3 separate regions of the Homo sapiens genome follow, and all the other regions are linked to region 1. Evidence: read pairs that join two places in POLR2A ChIA-PET (ENCODE). Cell type or tissue: GM12878. All regions are shown on one strand. Each heading gives the region's core, and the rest is flanking DNA. Links, peaks and the distances in the headings are about the cores only.

Region 1 (5,347 bases), core at 348-5,347:
CCCTTGCTCCCACCAACATCATGGTCTGGGTTACTGCATAGTATCCTGAACTGATTTGTGCCCCTAGTCCCAGCTACTCAGGAGGCTGAGGTGGGGGAATCAGTAGAGCCCAGGATTTTGAGGCTGCAGTGAGCTGTGATCACACCACTGTACTCCATCCTGGGAGAGAGAGGGAGACCTTGTCTCAAAAAAAAAAAAAAATTTACAAAAAGGGAGAGACTGACTGAGAAGACCAGTGTGAACTAGCCCTTGACTGGGCCCAGGGAAGAATGTTGGTTTGAAAGGAGAACACCCTAAGGAATATATAGCAAGTTATAGTAATGGCCCAATAACAAGCATATACCTAAACGAGCTTTTCCTAAACATTCCCGTGCCTGTTCTTCATCATGCCTTTTTCCGCAACACAGTTTGGTGGAGAACCATTGTCATATACCCGGTTCAGCCTGGCTCGGCAAGTAGATGGCGATAACAGTCATGTGGAGATGAAACTTGCTGTAGATGAAGAAGAAAATGCTGACAATAACACAAAGGCCAATGTCACAAAACCAAAAAGGTGTAGTGGAAGTATCTGCTATGGGACTATTGCTGTGATCGTCTTTTTCTTGATTGGTGAGAATGACCATTCCAAACTTCAATGTTTTCTATAACCAACTCTGGGAAGTCTGTTATGTCAGCTCAGCATATAGTTATTTTGTACCTTATTTTTTTTTTTTTTTTTTTTGGAGACAGAGGCTTACTCTCTTGCCTAGGCTAGAGTGCAGTGGCACCATGTTGGCTCACTGCAACCTCAGCCTCCCAGGTTTAAGCGATTCTCTGCCTTAGCCTCCTGAGTAGCTGGGACTATAGGCGCCCACGACCACACCTGGCTAATTTTTTTTTTTTTTTTTTTGAGTTGGAGTCTCACTCTGTGGCTCAGGCTGGAGTGCAGTGGCGTGATTTCGGCTCACTGCAATCTCCGCCTCCCAGGTTCAAGCGATTCTTCTGCCTCAGCCTCCTGAGGAGCTGGGACTACAGGCGTGCACCACCACACCTGGCTAATTTTTGTATTTTTAGTAGAGACGGGGTTTCACCATGTTGGTCAGGCTGGTCTCTAACTCCTGACCTCGTGATCTGCCCGCCTCAGCCTCCCAGAGTGCTGGGATTACAGGCATGAGCCACTTTCCCGTCCACTTTATGCCTTTTTAAGTGCCACTAGGAAGACAATCATGAGTAGATTCTATACCTGTCATTGAATTTAATCTGGTTGGAAAGAGAGACCCATGAATTATTTCAATACGACGTGCAAGTGTTTTCTTTTTATTTATGTATTTTTTTGTTTGCTCCCACTCCACCAGGAAGCAAATGCTACGCTAGAAAATATCCGCAGGACACTGGCGGTGCAGCAGCTCAGTCTCATGTTTCAAGGGGGTCTTTTGGAAAAAACTACCTATGTTTTGAATAGGTAGCTATTTGAAATAAAGCTAGTATATAATTTATTAAGTGGTTTAAAGTATACAAAACTGAGATGCATTATATACTTTAAAACTACTTAGAATTTGATGAAAACCAGTATTTTCAAGGCTTACCTGAAAATATTAACAGATTAACAGGGATAGATTACAAATGAAATTCTGAGTTCAGCTCTGGAACTTTGTCTCTTTAGGATTTATGATTGGCTACTTGGGCTATTGTAAAGGGGTAGAACCAAAAACTGAGTGTGAGAGACTGGCAGGAACCGAGTCTCCAGTGAGGGAGGAGCCAGGAGAGGACTTCCCTGCAGCACGTCGCTTATATTGGGATGACCTGAAGAGAAAGTTGTCGGAGAAACTGGACAGCACAGACTTCACCGGCACCATCAAGTGAGTGCCAGCTGCTGTGCAAGTATCTAGACAAGTAATTCAAGAATTATGATAGGCCACGGGGAAACAATAATGGTGACACTGTGGGGAATGGCTTGTTAGAGAAGACAAGACTTGTCATGTTTAGCTAAAGAGGGGAAGGGGCCTGTAAAAAACTGAAACTATACTGGTAGGGGAAAAGGTAGAACTTCTCTGGGGAGTCTCCTTTTTCTTAAAAAATTAATAGGCCCTTGATGTTTTCCCCATCTTTGTAGCTTATTGCTTGCTGTCATTCTCTGGCTCTGATTTTTCTTCTTAACCTCTTGTAACGTTGTACTAAGCTCTGCTTTGCTGACAAGGACATCAGTAGCTTTTCTCTGTTTTAGGAAGCAACACATGCCAGAAGTAGCCTTTTTCATCTCCTTGATCATGGGTAACTGCCTGCCTTAAGTCTCTAGTGCTTCTTAATTTCTGTGATACTCACCCATTAACCCCTAGGCCAGTCAGTATCCAGAGACAATGTCTCCCTCTGGTGGAGGCTGGAATACGGTGGCGTGCTCTCATCTCACCGCAGCTTCATCCCCCTACCATAGCCTCCTGAGTAGCTGGGACTATAAGCACGCAGCACCACACCCAGCTAATTTTTTTTTTTTTTTTTTTAAGAGATGGAGTCTCACCATGTCTCCCAGGCCGGTCTGTTCTTAGATTTTTATTTATTTACTTATTTATTTTGAGATGGAGTCTTACGTGTTGCCCAGGCTGGAGTGCAGTGGCACGATTTCAGCTCAGTGCAACCTCTGTCTCCCAGGTTTAAGCAATTCTCCTACCTCAGTCTCCTGAGTAGCTGAGATCACAGGCTTGTACCACCATGCTCTGCTAATTTTTGTGGGTTTTTTTTTTTTTTTTTTTTTTTTGCAGAAACGGGATTTCACCATGTTGGCCAGGCTGGTGTCTAACTCCTGACCTCAGATGATCCTCCTGTCTTGGCTCCCAAAGTGCTGGAATTACAGGATGAGGCACTGCACCTGGCCAAATTTCTATTTTATATTTATTTATTTATTTTATTTGTAATGGGCTTTCTGGCAAAAACTAGAAAGCATGCTAGACAAATTCTAAAAGAGCTGTAACACTTGTCCATAGAGTTTTACTATCTTTGCACATACATGCCTCTGTGCAAAGAATAAATTTATCTTTTCCTTTTTGCAAGCTTCCTACACTTACAGTGGTACTATAATTCTTTAGTCTTAAGTTATGGCATTTTCTACTTCATCTAGTTGATGCTTTTGTGTTTATTTACTGTACACCAGACCTTATGGTTAAAGTGAGAGTATAGTCCACCCCACAAAAATGTAAGAACTAATATGCTGAGTAAATAGAAAGAAGTATGGGAGATCGGACCAAGGAGCAGTTCTGCTTCAGGGTATTCAGATGCTTCACAAGTAGGTGAGAATTGAAACTATGCACTCTGTTCAGCACAGTATTACTATCTTAGATTTTATAGTAGATCTGGAAGCTACTCATTTCCCCTAAAACTATCCTAAGCAGATACATTGTGTTATGATGAGGCTCTTGAAGGAGTGCTTTGTAGTGGGTAAAGAAGCTTTGAAGTTACAAGATTTGGGGCAAAATTTTTTTTCTTTTGTGATATTCTGGTCAGTCTAGAAGTTTTGGGTCACAGTTCATTTATCTGAACTATGAGGGATAATATTTTGCTTTCAAAACAATTTGTTTAATCCTTGACTTAAATGTTTATTTTAAAGTAAACTTAAGTTCATTTAAAAGGCATTTTCTCCTCCAGGCTGCTGAATGAAAATTCATATGTCCCTCGTGAGGCTGGATCTCAAAAAGATGAAAATCTTGCGTTGTATGTTGAAAATCAATTTCGTGAATTTAAACTCAGCAAAGTCTGGCGTGATCAACATTTTGTTAAGATTCAGGTCAAAGACAGGTATGTTGAAAGATGGTAAACTTATTTTTATACAAGTAGCTATTTTCAGGTGTGCTAAATATAGCAAAGACTTTTTGTTAGTGTTGTTGGCTTTTTTTTGAAATGGAGTCTCGCTCTGTTGCCCAGGCTGGAGTGCAGTGGCACAATCTCTGCTCACTGCAGCCTTTGCCTTCTGGGTTCAAGTGATTCTCCTGCCTTAGCCTCCAGAGCAGCTGGGATTACAGGCGCACGCCACCACGCCCAGCTAATTTTTGTATTTTTAGTAGAGGTGGGATGGTCTCGAACTTTTGACCTCAGGTGATCAGCCCGCCTGGGCCTCCCAAAGTGCTGGGATTACAGGCGTGAGCCACCGCATGCGGCCCAAAGGCTTTTAAAATAAAAATCAAGCTTAAGATTTAGAGGTAAATTTCCTCAAGCCAAATAATGCAAGACATACTAAATGTAAGCTATTGTGTTTTTTGGAAGGATGACCTTAGGCTTATTTTAACTTAATCTTTTTAACAGCGCTCAAAACTCGGTGATCATAGTTGATAAGAACGGTAGACTTGTTTACCTGGTGGAGAATCCTGGGGGTTATGTGGCGTATAGTAAGGCTGCAACAGTTACTGTAAGTAAAGCAAAACAGTGCATGAGACTCTTCCCTATTGAATCATTCAAAACTCATCTTTTCTGTTCTTAGGAGTTATAAATTTACCTGTAAAATGTAAATGATCATGAGATATTTTGGTTTTCAACCCTCTAATGACACAGTCAACATGCATTGTCTTCTCTCTCTAATCACTTTCCCCATGTCCTGTTTTATTTTTTCTTTATAGTACTGCTAGCAGCTGACATTATCTATGCCTTTGTTTCCATTAGAATGTGAGCCAGATGAAGAATCATGGGTTAGTTCTATTTACTGCCATGTTGCAGAGCTTTGGAGAATGCCTGACATACATAGTAGTATTTGCTAAACAAATGCATATCCTCCCTGTGGGGACAGATGTAAATATCCATCTTGGCTGGGGCCTAGTCTTAGCTTGATTCGTTAATGCTTGATCTTTTTCTATTTTTGTTTTGAGACAGGGTGTCACTCTGTTGCCCTAGCTGGAGTGCAGTGGCGTGAGCTTGGCTCACTGCATTCTCCACCACCACCCAGGCTCAAGTGAGCCTCTTGAGTAGCTGAGATGTCCAGTTAATTTTTATTTTTTATTTTATTATTATTATTATTATTATTATTATTATTATTTGGTAGAGACAGGGTTTTGCCATGTTGGCCAGGCTGGTCTTCAATTGAAACTCCTGGGCTCAGGTGATTCACCACCCTCAGCCTCCCAAAGTGCTGGGATTACAGGAGGAAGCTGCTTCGCCCAGCCCTTGATCTTTTTAAATTTAGGCAAATATAGTCAAATTAACACAGAAATAGAGAACAGATAGATAGAATAATTTTCAGCTTAAAAATCACATTTGTGGCTGGGCGTGGTGGCTCACGCCTGTAATCCCAGCACTTTGGGAGTCCAAGGTGGGTGGATCACCTAAGGTCAGAGCTACCAGCCTGGCCAACATGGTGAACTCTATTAAAAATACAAAAATTAGCCAGGCG
Region 2 (5,645 bases), core at 270-5,269, 210 kb before region 1:
GTGGCATGTGCCTGTAGTCCTAGCTACTTGGGAGGGTGAGGCAGGAGGATCACTTAAGCCCAGCAGTTCGAGGCTGCAGTGAGCCATGATTGCACCACTGTACTCGAAATAATTCTATTTCTAACACTGTTTTTCACTTTAGATTGGGTAAATTTAGGTAGAATTTGCCACCAAATTATTAATAAAGCTGGTCCTGATTTCATCTAGGATGAGAGGTAGCAAACTTTTTCAGTAACGGGCCAGATTGTAAATAGTTTAGGGTTTGCAGGTCACACAGTATCTGTGACTACTCAGCTCTGCTGTTGTAGCACAAAAGCAGCCATGGACAATAAACACATCAGTGAGTGAACATGGCTGTGTTCTGATCGAATTTTAATTACAAAAACAGGTAGTGGGCCATCTTTGGCCAGCTAGCTGTAGTTTGCTGACCCCTGATCTAGATTTTCTGGTTCTTGAGTCCAGCTCTTTTCCCTACTTTCGCTTAGCCATATACTCCTTCAAGCTTCAAAGGCCTTTACATAGGGGGCAATGTCCTTACACTGTTATCTCCAGAAAGACCTGAGTGTACAGCAAGATGATAGGATTAATGAATGCCAGGAATATTAGATGCACTTTAACCCTTGAGTTTCCAGAGCTTGCCTCTTAGAGCACCAGCTCATTAAGCACCACCACGGTAGAAGCAGAGAAACATCCCAAATGTAAAGTCTGCTTGCGCACTCGGCTTTGGAACTGGGCATTGATATGCTGATAGAAAAATACTGGGCATTGGGTTTTAGTGGGGAAGATAATGTAGGCCTAGAGATGGGGAAGGCAGGAATAGAGTGCAAAGGAAAAATTATGCCTCATCTTTTTGCAAATAGTTCCTTGTAGTAATTGGTCAAGTTTGAGTTAGATTTTTGAAATGTGGAATAGCATATGTAATTGCAACTTGCTACTACAAGAGCTCACCCTTAGTCGCAGTTTTACTTTCCGTGGTTTCAGTTACCCACAGTCAGCCACGGTCAGAAAATAGGTGAGTATGATGTAGTAAGATATTTTGAGAGTGAGAGAGAACAGCCACATTCAGATAACATTTATTACAGTATATTGTTATAATTGTTTTATTATTAGTTATTCCTGTTAATCTCTTACTGTGCTTAATTTATAAATAAAACTTTATCATAGCTCTGTGTATATAGGGAGAAAACAAAGTAGAGTCAGCCCTTCGTGGCCATGGGCTCCACATCCGCAGATTCAGCCAAACTTGGATCGAAAATATTCAGAAAAAAAAAAAAAAAAAAACAATAAAAATACCAATACAACAATAAAAAACAGTACAAATAAAAAACCAATATTGTATAATAACTGGTTACATAGTATTTACATTGTATTAGGTGTTGTAAGTAATGTAGAGAAGATTGAAAGTATATAGGGGGTATAGATTATATGCAAATTCGACACCGTTTTATATATATAAGGGACTTTTGAGCATCTGTGGATTTTGGCATCTGCAGGAGATCCTGGAACCAGTGCCCTGCAGATTCTGAGGGACAACTGTCCATATAGGGTCCATACTCTCTAGGGGTTCAGGCATCTGCTGGCGTCTTGAAACATTTCCCCTGTGGATAAGAGAGGACTCTGCTATATTTAGATTGTTACATAGTTCAGGAAGCAAAGTCCAACTCCTCTTTCCCTTGGTAGGTCTGTTTGCAATAAGGAAGTTGAATAGAAAGGATTGGATAGGCCGGGTGCGGTGGCTCACGCCTGTAATCCCAGCACTTTGGGAGACTGAGGCGGGCAGATCACCTGAGGTCAGGAGTTCAAGACCAGCCTCAACATGGAGAAACCCCATCTCTACTAAAAATACAAAATTAGCCAGGCGTGGTGGTGCATGCCTGTAATCCCAGCTACTCGGGAGGCTGAGGCAGGAGAATTGCTTGAACCCGGGAGGTGGAGGTTGTGGTGAGCTGAGATCGTGCCATTGTACTCCAGCCTGGGCAACAGGAGTGAAACTCTGTCTCAAAAAAAAAAAAAAAAAAAAAAAAAGAAAGGACTGGATAGGAGTCCCTAAAACTACTTGTAGGAGCCTATCATCTTTCAGACTCAAGCATAGACATGCCAGCACCTAGATTCTGTCTCCTTCAGGACATTCACATTGGAAAAATATGACTAGCTGTATCCTTAGTGTCTCCTCAGTGCCACCCCTCCCTCCACAAACACATCTTCCACTTGTCTAGCAAAGCTGATGTGCCTCAGCAGGCATGTGTTGGAACGTGGAGGAACAAGGCAAGCAGTGTGTACTGGTAGGTGAGTCAGCAGAAACCAAACCAGGTCTTTGTGAGTCGGAGTAAAAATCACAGGCACAGATACTGCATTCTGTATTTCGAGGGCACTTTGGAGACACTAATGTACTTAGCAGGCAGGGTGTTGGGGGATGGGTTTTTATGTCCATATTTAGAGTCTGTGCTCAAATTTCAGTGATTAAGATAAGGTGACTTATCTAGGGAGTGAATAGGCAGCAGTTGGAAAGATCAGGTCTTAACAATTGCTGTATTCTGGCTGTCAGCCCTTTTTTTTTTTTTTTTTGATAGAGTTTCACTCTTGTCACCCAGGTTGGAGTGCAGTGGTATGATCATGGCTCACTGCAGCCTCCGTCTCTTGGGTTCAAATGATTCTCCTGCCTCAGTCTCCTGGGTAGCTGGGATTACAGGCACCTGCCACCACGCCCAGCTTATTTTTGTAGTTTTAGTAGAGACCGGGCTTCACCATGTTGGCCAGGCTGGTCTCGAACTCCTGACCTCAGGTGATCCTCCCGCCTTGGCCTCTCAAAGTGTTGGGATTACAAGTGTGAGCCACCACACCTGGCCTAGCTTTTTTTTTTTTTTTTTTTTTGAGATGAGGTCTTGCTCTGTCACCCAGGCGGGAGTACAGTGGAACGATCTTGGCTCACTGCAACCTCTGCATCCTGGGTTCAAGCGATTCTGCCACCACAGACTCCCAAGTAGCTGGGACTACAAGCATGTGCCACCACTCCTGGCTAATTATTTGTCTTTTTAGTAGAGATGGGGTTTCGCCATGTTGGCCAGGCTGGTCTTGAACTCCTGGGCTCAAGCAATCCATCCGCCTTGGTCTCCCAAAGTGCTGGGATTATAGGCATGAGCCACTGTACTGGGCTGTTATAGCCTTTTTGACAAAGAAAGTGTTCTGGAGGATGAACCACTAAACAAACAGGAAGTGTTGGCCCATCCTAGTAGGGCTCTTGAGGGAGGTTCTCTATTCTATCTCCAAATACTTTTCTTCCTGTCTCATTCCTAAGGGTCAGTCTGCAGGGCATTGAGTAATGCACTGCCCCATGTTCGCCTCCTACTGTATTGGCTCTGAGGAGGCGCGATCATTTCCCAGTCCCATTGCCCGCTGGACAAACAGGGATATTAAGGCAGCCTGTGTGTGTGCGTGTATTTTTTTTCCCCTTTGAATGTAGATATTTAAAGCCACCTCCTTTTCCAGAGCCATCACTGTACCTTACTTGAATGGTATTGGTTGATGACAGAGGCGCACTTATCATAAACTGAGAGTCCAAGAAATATTGTTCCTCATTGTTGGAGGTATTCCAAATGGTTACTGGGCAGTTATCGATGTTGTAATGGTGGTGTGGCTTTAGGTACACCTAAGTTTCAGTGTAACAAATTAAGAAGCCAACACGATGTTAGGATGTATTTACTGTCTTCAGTACGCCCTCATCCTCCCACACACCTTTTCTCTACACTTTCTCAGTAGCAAAGGTGATGTGTCCGGGCAAGCATCTATTGGAACATGAGGGAGACTGGGGGTACCTTTTTCCATGATTTTAAACATCAGTTATTATTCTGTATGCTTTGGTGCTGCGGTTATAAGTTAGTAGATGTGAGAGAACATTGGGATGGCATAAGAAGGCCGGGAAAAAATGAAAAAAACTTGTGAGACCTACAGAGTAAAAGTTTATTATTGTTATTATTATTTTGAGACAAAGTCTCGCTCTGTCGCCCAGGCTGGAGCGCAGTGGCGTGCGATTTAGGCTCACTGCAACCTCCACCTCCAGGGATCAAGTGATCCTCCTGCCTTAGCCTCCCAAGTAGCTGGGATTACAGGTGCATGCCACCACGCTCAGCTAATTTTTGTATTTTTAGTAGAGATGGGGTTTCACCATGTTGGCCAGGCTGGTTGCGAACTCCTGACCTCATGTGATCCACCCACCTTGGTCTCCCAAAGTGCTGGGATTACAGGCATGAGCCACCGCGCCCAGCCCAGAGTAAAAGTTTAAACAGCAGTAGTTCTAGAGGAAAGTCATGAGGAGTAATCTTTGCATAATTTCTAAATTCTTTTAGGGTTATCATTATGGAATATCTGTGACCCAGATGTTTTCCATCTCCTGAGAAGTGGATGAGATAAAGAAGTGTCTTACACTAAAACCCAAAAAGCAGTGGGTGTGTTTTATTTTAAATCCGAAGGATCTAAAGACTTCAGTTTAAAGAACAGTGTAGAATATAATGTAAAACCCAAAAGTCATCTTTAGAAAATAGAAGAACTGTATGTAAGCAGATAAGGAATAGTATAAACACATAATAGTGTAAGCAGGTAAAGAAAAAAATATATATATTTTTTTGAAATGGAGTCTCACTCTTGTCACCCAGGCTGGAGTGCAATGGCATGATCTTGGCTCACTGCAACCTCTGCCTCCTGGGTTTAAGCAATTCTCCTGCCTCAGCCTCCCAAGTAGCTGGGATTACAGGTGCCCGCCACCACACCTGGCTAATTTTTATATTTTTAGTAGAAACGGGGTTTCACCATGTTGGCCAGGCTGGTCTTGAACTCCAGACCTCAGGTGATTCGCCTGCCTTGGCCTCTCAAAGTGCCAGGATTACAGGCATGAACCACTGCATGTGGCCTTTTTTTTTTTTGAGAAAGGGTCTCACTTTGCTGTCCAGGCTGGAGTGTAGTGGCATGATCATGGCTCAGTGCAGCCTTGACTTGCTGTTCTCAAGTAGTCCTCCCACCTCGGCCTCCCGAGTAGCTGGGACTACAGGCATGTGCCACTACACCTGGTCAATTTTTCGTAACTGCAAATATCCTATTCCTCAGCAAACTTTCACCCCATGGTTTTAGAATCCTGTAGAGCATTTTTATATCATAAGCATTTTTGAGGTGGAGCTCTGTGTGTGTTTTCCATGCCTTAATTGAAGCTTCCTTGAGAAAATAGTTTGTACTTAATTTTTTTTTTTTTTTCATTTTTTGAGACGGAGTCTCACTCTGTTGCCCAGGCTGGAGTGCAGTGGTGCGATCTCGGCTGACTGCAACCTTTGCCTCCCAGATTCAAGTGATCCTCCCGCCTCAGTCTCCTGAGTAGCTGGGATTACAGGAATGCACCACCAAGTCTGGCTAATTTTTGTATTTTTGTAGAGATGGAGTTTCACCATGTTGCACAGGCTGGTCTCAAACTCCTGACCTGAGGTGAGCTGCCCACCTCAGCCTCCCAAAGTGCTGGGATTGCAGGCGTGAGCCATTGTGCCTGGCCTTTAATTTTTTAAATTGATAAATAATAGTTGTTTATATTTATGGGATACAATGTGATACTTCGATATATGTTTACATGTGGAATGATTAAATCAAGCTAATTAACAAATTCCTTG
Region 3 (5,645 bases), core at 366-5,365, 170 kb before region 1:
TGGGAGGCCAAGGTGGGATTGCTTGAGTCCAGGAGTTCGAGACCAGCCTGGGCAACATGGTCTCTACAAAAAAAAAAAAAAAAAATTAGCTGGGCATGGTGGTGTCCATCTGTGGTCCCATCTACTTGGGAGGCTGAGATGGGAGGATCACTTGAGCCCAGGAGGTCAAGGCTGCCGTGAGCTGTGACCACATCAGTGCACTCCAGGCTGGATGACAGAGTGAGACCCTGTCTCAAAAAAAAAATGAAAAGGTCTTTATAGTCATTTTTCATAACCCAACCTACCCCTAAAATCAGGGTGAATACCCAGAGAACACCTAAAGAAAGGAGTATGCAGTTGGGCCGGGCGCGGTTGCTCACACCTGTAATCCCAGCACTTTGGGAGGCTTAGGCGGGTGGATCACGAGGTCAGGAGATCGAGACCATCCTGTCTAACACTGTGAAACCCCATCTCTACTAAAAAATAATACAAAAAATTAGCTGGGCTTGGTGGTGGGCGCCTGTAGTTCCAGCTACTCAGGAGGCGGAGGCAGGAGAGTCGCTTGAATCCGGGAGTTGCAGGTTGTAGTGAGCCGAGATCGTGCCACTGCACTCCAGTCTGGGTGATGGAGCGAGATTCCGTCTCAAGAAAAAAATAAAAAAAAAGAAAGGAGTATACAGTCATGGAACTGTCACACAGAGCCAGTTCCATTTGCCAAGTACAAGATATCGAATCAATGTATTTTTGTGGCTTGGCATGGTGGTTCACACCTGTAATCCCAGCACTTTGGGAGGCTGAGGCTGGCGGGTCATTTGAGACCAGGAATTCGAGACCAGCCTGGCCAACAAGGAAAAACCCCATCTCTACTAAAAACACAAAAATTAGGCAGGCGTGATGACATGCACCTGTAATCCCAGCTGCTTGGGAGGCTGAGGCAGGAGAATCACTTGAACCCAGGAGGCGGAAGTTGCAGTGAGCCGAGATCACGCCACTGCACTCCAGCCTGGGTGACAGAGTGAGACTCGGCCTCAAAAATAAAAATAAAAATGACAAAAAAAAAGGTATTTTTGTGATCAATTCTTTCATTTGGATTTAGGTGAGCGACCTGTGAGAGTTTATGCCGATGGAATATTTGACTTATTTCACTCTGGTCACGCCCGAGCTCTGATGCAAGCGAAGAACCTTTTCCCTAATACGTACCTCATTGTGGGAGGTAAGAAAACATTTGGTGACTTCAGGTGCTGTGCAGAAAAAGATGATAGTACAGTCTGTCTTTCTCAGCTGAGTACACTGGCTCTTGTTTCCATTTTTAAATGAAGGATGTAGTACAGCCTCTCTAACACACATGAAGTATATGGGTACCAGCAAACTAAACCTGGAGAGAGGAGCTTCAAGCTCCTCGACTGTGCCATCTGGCATTTATTCACTGCTTGTAGCTGAGTTTCTGTGGTCACAGGAGCAGCCGTGACTTCCGTTGTCCACTTTAAAACATTTGCTTTAGATTTCAGTTTATCATTTTGAATTAACTGGAGTACAAAAGTCTGCCAAGGAAATGTTAGGTGGTCCAGTCCAGTGTGAATAAAACAGGAAAACATGTTTAAGGACTTAATTGATGCAGACACGCACAGCAGGTTTATTTCAGAGTCAAAGATCTTGGTCACCTGTTGTACTGTCCCTTCTCCAAAGTATGAACATACTGTTTAGTGAGTGTTGCTCCTGAAGGTATACGCTGCATTAGGAAAAGCGTTATCACCCAGGTTCAACCACCTTTAGAAGACTTTTTTCCAGTTGGGGAAGATGGTTGCAGTCCTAAGCAGTGGGAGAAGATGGGAGAGGTCGGTGGCTGAGGAGGTGCTAAGCAAAGAGGACTCCAACACACAATTTATGATGTGGTGAACCAGTTTGCAGTGATGAGCTCACACACAACTTCAAAGGCTTCACGGTGATGAACGAGAATGAGCGCTATGACGCAGTCCAGCACTGCCGCTACGTGGATGAGGTGGTGAGGAATGCGCCCTGGACGCTGACACCCGAGTTCCTGGCCGAACACCGGGTAAGAAACTGGACACATATTCCCATTCCTTGTTTCAGAATCCCCTCAACTCTCAAAGCTGCTGGCACGTAGGCTGGTTTTCCACTAGCCGTGTTTTACTTCTACCTCTTATGTAAGTTTCGTAGGAGATGACAGTGATATTACTAGTGATAACAGTCACCCCTGACGTTTATATGGGGCTGGATGGTTTGCAAGCACTTTTACATCCATTCTATTCCATTTTCTGCCCACAGCAATCCTGTGGTGTGTTTGTCATTTCCGCTTTACATATGAGTAACAAGGGCTAGAGAAACCAAATAACCTGCTCCAAGTTACACCATTGGCAGGGCTGGGAACTGAACTCGCCACAAGTTACACCACTGGCAGGGCTGGGAACTGAACTCGCCACAAGTTACACCACTGGCAGGGCTGGGAACTGAACTCGCCACAAGTTACACCACTGGCAGGGCTGGGAACTGAACTCGCCACAAATTACACCACTGGCAGGGCTGGGAACTGAACTCGCCACAAGTTACACCACTGGCAGGGCTGGGAACTGAACTCACCAGTTACGAGACCTTCCCCCCACACCATAGGCACATCTACCCTTAGAACATGCCAGTCTCCTGAGAATATCCATAGCCCCAGGTGAACTCTGAAGACGGTCACATTACCAGGAAATAAGACGGATTAACATAGACTTTTCTTGGCTTAAGTTTCATTTCAGGGCTTTGATCTTATGCTAGAAATTGGGTGGAATCAGAAATCAAGGATATTTCTCACTGTTTCTCAGTAAGTTATTATCAACCCCTTACCTCCTTTTAATTCTCCCACATTAAAGTAACAGATTTCAGCCAGGTGCAGTGGCTCACGCCTGTAATCCAAGCACTTTGGGAGGCCAAGGTGGGAGGATCGCTTGAGCCCAGGAGCTCAAGACCAGCCTGGGCAACATACCGAGACCCTGTCTCTACTTTAAAAAAAAAAAAGCCACAGGTTTCCTGCAAAAGGTGGGTACAAAAGATGAGAAGGATTGATTAGGCCAGGTTAGAGGCCCCCAAGCCTGAGGAAATAGCAAGCATGTTGTCAGTTCTCTACAGGGGCGCGTGGAATGTTGTAGGTAAATTGTTCAGTGAGGCAGAAAGAATGAAGGCAGCCAAAGTGCTTCTAAAGCAATACGTGGGTAGGCCTGAAGAGGGGATATTTATTAAAACTATTGAGGATTAGGACAGACCTTTTATAATTCTCTGGCTTTTCTACATCAACACCTAGCAGCCAGTGGCACCAAAGGTGGTAAGCAAGTTTATTCTCAGCACCACAGCCCACAGGCCCAGACAGAAGTATGAAGTTAGAGGAATTTCTAACTCCCCTTTTCTCTTTGTTAACAATATATACTCAACCTTGAGTTTTGCTTGTCCCATTCTTTTTTTTTTTTTTTTTGAGACAGAGTTTTGCTCTGTTGCCCAGGCTGGAGTGCAATGGCGTGATCTCGGATCACCGCAACCTCCGCCTCCCGGGTTCAAGTGATTCGCCTGCCTCAGCCTCCCGAGTAGCTGGGATTACAGGTGCGCGCCACCATGCCCGGCTAATTTCTTGTATTTTTAGTAGAGGCAGTGTTTCGCCGTTTTGGCCAGGCTGGTCTTGAACTCCTGACCTCAGGTGATCCACCCGGCCTCCTATTCTTTACTTTGCTGCCTATGGATCCCTGACAAGTTGTTCATGAGTAATTGAGATGCTGGCTGAGAGTCTCTGACATAGTCCCAATGAACATGCTTCACACTACAGTGGTCTCTCGGGGATGGTATAGTGATCTTAGTAATTATCAGCAAAAGGCTGGTGGCCCATACAGGAAGGAGTAAGTGAAGTTTAGCACGCCTCCGAACAACATTATTGATCCCCAGTATCATTCATCTCTTCTTGCCCTTGCAAAGGATATTCATAGCAGTAAAATGGCCAGGCGCTGTGGCTCACGCCTGTAATCCCAGCACTTTGGGAGGCCAAGTCAGGTGGATCACTTGAGGTCAGGAGTTCGTGACCAGCCTGGCCAACACGGTGAAACCCTGTCTACTAAAAATGCAAAGATTAACCAGGCGGGGTGACATGCGCCTGTAGTCCCAGCTACTCGGGAGGCTGAGGCAGGAGAATCGCTTGAATCCAGGAGGCAGAGGTTTCAGTGAGCCGAGACTGTGCCACTACACTCCAGCCTGGGCGACAGAGCGAGACTCGGTCTCAAAAAAAAAAAAAAAAGTAGTGAAATGATAGATCCTGAGGATAAAACTTCTTTTATTTATTTATGTATTTTTATTGATCATTCTTGGGTGTTTCTCGCAGAGGGGGATTTGGCAGGGTCATAGGACAATAGTGGACGGAAGGTCAGCAGATAAACAAGTGAACAAAGGTCTCTGGTTTTCCTAGGCAGAGGGCCCTGCGGCCTTCTGCAGTGTTTGTGTCCCTGGGTACTTGAGATTAGGGAGTGGTGATGACTCTTAACGAGCATGCTGCCTTCAAGCATCTGTTTAACAAAGCACATCTTGCACCGCCCTTAATCCATTTAACCCTGAGTGGACACAGCACATGTTTCAGAGAGCACAGGGTTGGGGGTAAGGTCACAGATCAACAGGATCCCAAGGCAGAAGAATTTTTCTTAGTACAGAACAAAATTGAGTCTCCCATGTCTACTTCTTTCTACACAGACACAGCAACAATCTGATTTTTCTATCTTTTCCCCACATTTCCCCCTTTTCTATTCGACAAAACCGCCATCGTCATCATGGCCCGTTCTCAATGAGCTGTTGGGTACACCTCCCAGACGGGGTGGTGGCCGGGCAGAGGGGCTCCTCACCTCCCAGTAGGGGCGGCCGGGCAGAGGCGCCCCTCACCTCCCGGACGGGGTGGCTGCCGGGCGGAGACGCTCCTCACTTCCCAGACCGGGTCGCGGCCGGGCAGAGGAGCTCCTCACATCCCAAACGGGGCGGCGGGGCAGTGGCGCTCCCCACATCTCAGACGATGGGCGGCCGGGCAGAGACGCTCCTCACTTCCTAGACGGGATGGCGGCGGGGAGGAGGCGCTCCTCACTTCCCAGACTGGGCAGCCGGGCAGAGGGGCTCCTCACATCCCAGACGATGGGCGGCCAGGCAGAGACGCTCCTCACATCCCAGACGGGGTCGTGGCCGGGCAGAGGCGCTCCTCACCTCCAAGACTGGGTGGCGGTCGGGCAGAGACACTCCTCAGTTCCCAGACGGGGTCGTGGCCTGGCAGAGGCGCTCCTCACATCCCAGATGGGGCGGCGGGGCAGAGGCGCTCCCCACATCTCAGACGATGGGCGGCCGGGAAGAGGCGCTCCTCACTTCCCAGACTGGGCGGCCGGGCAGAGGGGCTCCTCACATCCCAGACGATGGGCGGCCAGGCAGAGACGCTCCTCACTTCCCAGACGGGGTGGCGGCCGGGCAGAGGCTGCAGTCTCAGCACTTTGGGAGGCCAAGGCAGGCGGCTGGGAGGTGGAGGTTGTAGCGAGCCGAGATCACGCCACTGCACTCCAGCCTGGGCAGCATTGAGCACTGAGTGAACGAGACTCCGTCTGCAATCCCGGCACCTCGGGAGGCCGAGGCTGGCGGATCACTCGCGGTTAGGAGCTGGA

The links. ChIA-PET counts read pairs that join two places held together with the same protein. Peaks named below come from ENCODE experiments on the same cell type or tissue, not always from the same donor. Only the 100,000 strongest peaks of a DNase experiment are listed, where the experiment ranks them.
Region 2: POLR2A ChIA-PET joins it to region 1 with 6 read pairs; 4 of 35 experiments call an interaction of 5 or more read pairs at or near these places.
Region 3: POLR2A ChIA-PET joins it to region 1 with 6 read pairs; 5 of 35 experiments call an interaction of 5 or more read pairs at or near these places.

Annotation. Positions count from the first base shown.
Region 1 is chr3:196,070,421-196,075,767 of GRCh38, reverse strand. TFRC (transferrin receptor) reads left to right here. Exons shown (of 19, transcript NM_001128148.3): 3 at 408-609; 4 at 1,643-1,838; 5 at 3,616-3,765; 6 at 4,270-4,372. It also overlaps the pseudogene RNU7-18P. Among named protein-coding and RNA genes, the nearest start is that of TFRC, 9.0 kb to the left of the region's middle. RefSeq lists a silencer at 2,426-2,475. In GM12878, for the core only: a CTCF peak has its summit at 2,348 (motif pointing left); DNase peaks (open chromatin) are centred at 2,297 and 3,227.
Region 2 is chr3:196,276,207-196,281,851 of GRCh38, reverse strand. All of the region lies in intron 1 of PCYT1A (phosphate cytidylyltransferase 1A, choline), which reads left to right. Among named protein-coding and RNA genes, the nearest start is that of PCYT1A, 8.7 kb to the left of the region's middle. RefSeq lists an enhancer at 2,240-2,852. In GM12878, for the core only: no CTCF peak of the experiment used is centred there; a DNase peak (open chromatin) is centred at 2,291; H3K4me3 peaks cover 525 bases; H3K27ac peaks cover 1,413 bases.
Region 3 is chr3:196,243,754-196,249,398 of GRCh38, reverse strand. It overlaps PCYT1A (phosphate cytidylyltransferase 1A, choline), which reads left to right. Exons shown (of 9, transcript NM_001312673.2): 4 at 1,076-1,192; 5 at 1,881-2,032. Among named protein-coding and RNA genes, the nearest start is that of SLC51A, 30 kb to the right of the region's middle. RefSeq lists an enhancer at 1,425-2,624. In GM12878, for the core only: no CTCF peak of the experiment used is centred there; a DNase peak (open chromatin) is centred at 2,285.